2 separate regions of the Homo sapiens genome follow, and region 2 is linked to region 1. A link is a loop called in an ENCODE intact Hi-C map of the cell type or tissue named here. Cell type or tissue: gastrocnemius medialis. All regions are shown on one strand.

Region 1 (2,500 bases):
TAAGACAGTATTTGTAATGACATTAAGGGGCCATTTTTACAACCTGAGTTTTAGAAAATAAATGTGCTCCTTGGGAAATTTAAATAGCGTGTTAAAAACGTCATAGGAGTAGCACCCATCATGTCCATAATCAGAAAATAAAGTTAAAAACCCAGTCAACATCATATAGTTGGATTGTCTGAAACAATGTTTCTAATGGAGACACAGAAGCAAGGAATCCAGCCAGCTTTGTCGGCTCCAAAACAAAACACTTTATGGCATGAAAAGATGGCTGGTATCTTATCAAGAGGAGTGTTGGTCTCTAAGGGTAGGTGGTTTGGGCTCTGCTGGTGTGTGTGCCTGTCCTGCTAGTCTGATTCTAAGGAGAACAGAGAAGAGAGGGAATATGGATGTCGCTTCCTGTCCATAAGGAACTTCATCTTTTTAATTCCACCCAGTGTGTATGTGGTAGGAGTGGGGTGGGAGTGAGATAGTGGGACTGGTGGGGTGTCCCTGGAAGAGGGACTAACATGTATCAAGCACTTTCTTGCTTTTTCAAAGTCCCAGAAGCATGCGATGGCCCTTTACATACATTGTAATTTAATTGGTGTAATTTTAAGAGAAAAATAATACTTCCTCCCTTTTTATAGATAAAGAATCTGAAGTCAGGAGAAGTTAAGTCACTTACTACTTATGTGACTTAATGTACAAGAGTTGGGACACTTTTTTTTTTCTTTTTTTTTTGAGACAGAGGTTCACTCCCGTTGCCCAGTCTGGAGTACAATGGCGCTATCTGGGCTCACCGCAACCTCTGCCTTCCCAGGTTCAAGTGATTCTCCTGCCTCAGCCTTCCTGAGTAGCTGGGATTACAGGCATGCACCACCAAGCCCAGCTAATTTTGTATGGGACACATTTTGAACCAAACTATATCAGGCTGTCTCTGGGCAACACATAACATGAGAGGGCTTGAGAAGTCTATGAATGAGTAAGAATGTTTAAAAAATATGCCACAAGAAAGGAATAAGGACACAAGCAAAGCACTGAATCAAAGACACTGAATGTTGTTTCTAATAGCTCTAGGGCACTTAAAAAAATTTTTTTTGAGAAGGGATAGAAAGGATATGGAAGTACGAAGTTGTAAAGACAGGTTCTTTAACTGCACAATGGACTTTCACCTCTGTACACAATAAATGGGGCCTGTTGCCTTGGAGTTTTATTTACTCATTGACATAGAAACAGAAATCACTCCTATCACTCCTAGCGGCAAACTCTGGATCTGAAATTCATATGTCAAAGAGCACAGCACTTGTACAGAATTCACAAATGGAAGATTTTTTTTCCTCCCCTTTTAACGCTGAAACTGGATGTCTTTATCAATGGAAAAAGGGATATCCATTTTTATTTCTGAGTAACTAGTTAAGAGCTTTTTAGATAGTCAATTATTCAATCAACTTGAAAAACTAAAAATTATCACTTCATATTTTGCCATCAAAAGATTTCTTAGAAATTCCAAATAATGAAAAAACAAAAAGCCCACAGAAAACCAAATATATGAATTTAAGCTTTAATAACTTATTATTTGTCTTTAACATTGAGACAGGGAAGTAAACAAAGGTACTGCATTAATTAAAAGTTGCATGTAAAAGAAATCACATCATAATCCCACATAAAACTTGTAGCAAGTATTTTTACTTCTCAACAATACAATCTACACTTGCCTACTAATTTACAGTTGGGCTACTATAATCCAATTACCTTTCCAACAAGGAATGTATTTTTAAACTTAAATTGGATGACACCCTAGGAAGTTATTCCAAACAAAACAATGAAGCTGCCATATACGGAAGACAATTTAGTAGAAGATGAGATGCAATAGTCTCTATACTGACTCTTGCAAAACTTGTTCTTGCTAATTGCTGCATGATGTAAATAGAAAGATGATTTTTTTAAACATGCAAAACATCAGTCTAGGTATGTGACTTCTCTTCAAACTTCCCTGAAGACAACAGTGAACTGACTTCAATATTATGACTATTCAAAATAGAACTGAAACAAGGTACTATAAATGTTTATATGAATACGGTTTAAAATGTATAAGGAGCAGAAAACAGAGATGAAATAATCATTTATCATATTTTTTGAAAATGAATGGCAAATGAAAAATTTTTTTTTTTTTTTGAGACGGAGTCTCACTCTGTCACCCAGGCTGGAGTGCAGTGGCACGATCTCGGCTCACTGCAATCTCCGCCTCCTGAGTTCAAGCGATTCTTCTGCCTCAGCCTCCCGAGTAGCTGGGACTACAGGCGTGCGCCACCACACCTGGCTAATTTTTGTATTTTTAGTAGAGATGGGGTTTCGCCATGTTGTCAGGCTGGTCTCGATCTCCTGACCTCATGATCCGCCCACCTTGGCCTCCCAAAGTGCTGGGATTACAGGCGTGAGCCACCGCACCCGGCCCTCATTTTTTTTTTTAATTAAAATTTTTTTTAAAAAAACATAGAGACAGGGTCTCATTATGTTG
Region 2 (2,500 bases), 170 kb before region 1:
TCTAAAAAAGGAAAATATAGAGACAGAAGGTAGATTAGTAGTTCCTTAGAACTGTAAGAATGGGGTCTGTGACTATAAATAGACACAAAGTGATAAAAGTGCTCTAAATTTAGATTGTGGAAATGGTTGTGTAACTGTAAATATACTAAAATTCATTTAATTATATACTTAAAATGGGTAGATTTTGTGGTATGTAAATTACATCTCAATAAAGCTGTTAAAAATTCATTTACTCAAACAATTCTCTAAAAATATGCAGGACACTTTCCTAAAAATCTATTATATACAGGAAATCATGATGGAAAGGCAACTGGCATCATGGAGAATACTAAGTAGAATGCCCATATATAGGTAAGAGAGGAAAATAGGAGAGAAAAGCTTCTGCATGTAGCGGTCAACAGTGAGTGTCACAACAGTCACTAACTTGGGCACTAACTTGGGCCCCTCAAGGACAGAGATGAAGAAGCCATTCAAAATGGATAAAACAGGGTAGAACATAAGAAGCAATTGTTCAAGGGGCATAGCTTGAACATAAGGGCTCATGCAGGAAACCAGAAAATGAATTGGAAAGATGGAGAGCAGTCAGATCACAGAGGGCCTTTAAATGAGACAAGAGAGTCTGAGCTTTTCCTTGTAGATAGTGGGGAAAACCAAAGGGTTTCAAGTCTGAATTTAGCATGACAAAATGTAAGTGATAAATGTAGGATGAATACTCTAAGCTGACAGACTATAAGAGCTAAAGGCTAGAGACAGGAAAACTGGCTATCAGGCTATGACAATAATATACCTAAGAGGTAAGAAACTAAGTTATATTGGCAGAAATGAATACAAAAACCACTATAGCTGGGCGCTTGGTGGCTCACACTTGTAATCCCAGCATTTTGGGAGGCCGAGGTGGGCAGATCATCTTAGGCCAGGAGCTCGACACTAGCCTGGCCAACATGGTGAAACCCTGTCTCCACTAAAAAATACAAAAATTTGCTGGGCGTGGTGGCAGGTGCCTGTAATCCCAACTACTCAGGAGGCTGAGGCAGGAAAATCACTTGAACCCGGGAGGCAGAGGTTGCAGTGAGCCAAGATCGAGCCACTGCACTCCAACCCGGGCAACAAAAGTGAAACTCCACCTCAAAAAGGAACAAACAAACAGACAAACAAAACCCACTATAAAGAGCCAATAGGATCTGGTGCTTTTCTTTTTCTTTTTTTGAGACAGAGTCTCACCCTGTTGCCCAGGCTGGAGTGCAGTGGTGGTATCTCAGTTCACTGCAACACCCAACTCCCAGGTTCAAGCGATTCTCCTACTTCAGCATCCCGAGTAGCTGGGATTACAGGCGCCCGCCACTACGCCGGCTGATTTTTTGTATTTTTAGTAGAGATGGGGTTTCACCGTGTTAGCCAGGATGGTTTCAATCTCCTGACCTCGTGATCCGCCCGCCTCTGCCTCCCAAAGTGCTGGGATTACAGGCATGTGCCAGCACTCCCGACCAGAAACAGCAAATACTTAATTTCATAATATTGTAACAGGCTGAAGTACCACAACAGAAGTGCTGAGTAATTCTCAAGCAATTCTCTCATTTTGGGTCTAAAATGAACTATAAATGTTACCAAGAAATATTAAAACTATTATTCAGAGGTACCTACTAATTATTGGTGGGATAGACAGAACTGGTAACTCAAACTACAAAGGAAGAATGTATTTAGTTCAGAAGGCAAAATCTCTACAGTAGATGTATAGGAGCATTAGATGTAAAGATCTCGAAATCTACAATTCTGCCAGCAGAATCTAGTTGAAGAACACTTGTGAAAAGCTCAAATTATATCCTGTGGATATGAAACTGTCCCAGGCACAAGATTTTAATGATGGATGGCTTCAACCCCAAACACATATTGAACTATTTTTATTTATTTAATAAATATCTGATTTGTTTTAGGTATAATACACAGTTGTCCCTTGGTATCTGTGGGGGACTGATTGGTTAACAAACTTCCCAGACTTGGCTGGGTACAGTGGCTCACACCTGTAATTCCAGCACTTTGGGAGGCCGAGGCGGGTGGATCACTTGAGATCAGGAGTTTGAGACCAGCGTGGGCAACATGGTGAAACCCCGTCTCTACTAAAAATACAAAAAAAATTAGCCGGGCATGGTGGTGTGTGCCTGTAATCCCAGCTACTTGTGAGGCTGAGGCACAAGAACCACTTGAACCTGGGAGGCAGAGGTTGCAGTGAGTCGAGATAGCACCACTGCACTCCAGCCTGGGTGACAGATTGCGACTGTCTTTAAAAAAAAAAAAAAAAAATTGTAGGCATAGCAAAGGCAACAACTGGTGTTTGAGCCTTAGCTTCTGCAATCATCATGGGATGTGTTAGGGAATGTGAAGTTTCGGTATCTTCATACAAAGTCAGTCAGCCCTGAAAGGTCAAATGAAATCTATCCTGTCTATAGCTGCCATTAAAGAACAGCAGAACAGGCGGTGCGCAGTGGCTCACGCCTGTAATCCC

The links. A loop is a pair of places that touch in the nucleus more often than their neighbours do. Peaks named below come from ENCODE experiments on the same cell type or tissue, not always from the same donor. Only the 100,000 strongest peaks of a DNase experiment are listed, where the experiment ranks them.
Region 2: it touches region 1 in a loop (3-fold over the local background); 3 of 110 quality-filtered maps call a loop at or near these places.

The regions. Positions count from the first base shown.
Region 1 is chr7:33,043,321-33,045,820 of GRCh38, forward strand. All of the region lies in intron 1 of NT5C3A (5'-nucleotidase, cytosolic IIIA), which reads right to left. It also overlaps the pseudogene RN7SL505P. Among named protein-coding and RNA genes, the nearest start is that of NT5C3A, 18 kb to the right of the region's middle. RefSeq lists a silencer at 880-1,039. In gastrocnemius medialis, a CTCF peak has its summit at 1,231; no DNase peak of the experiment used is centred here; H3K27ac peaks cover 2,419 bases.
Region 2 is chr7:32,875,831-32,878,330 of GRCh38, forward strand. The region is part of intron 2 of KBTBD2 (kelch repeat and BTB domain containing 2); the gene reads right to left. Among named protein-coding and RNA genes, the nearest start is that of KBTBD2, 15 kb to the right of the region's middle. In gastrocnemius medialis, no CTCF peak of the experiment used is centred here; a DNase peak (open chromatin) is centred at 1,401; H3K4me3 peaks cover 1,507 bases; H3K27ac peaks cover 2,500 bases.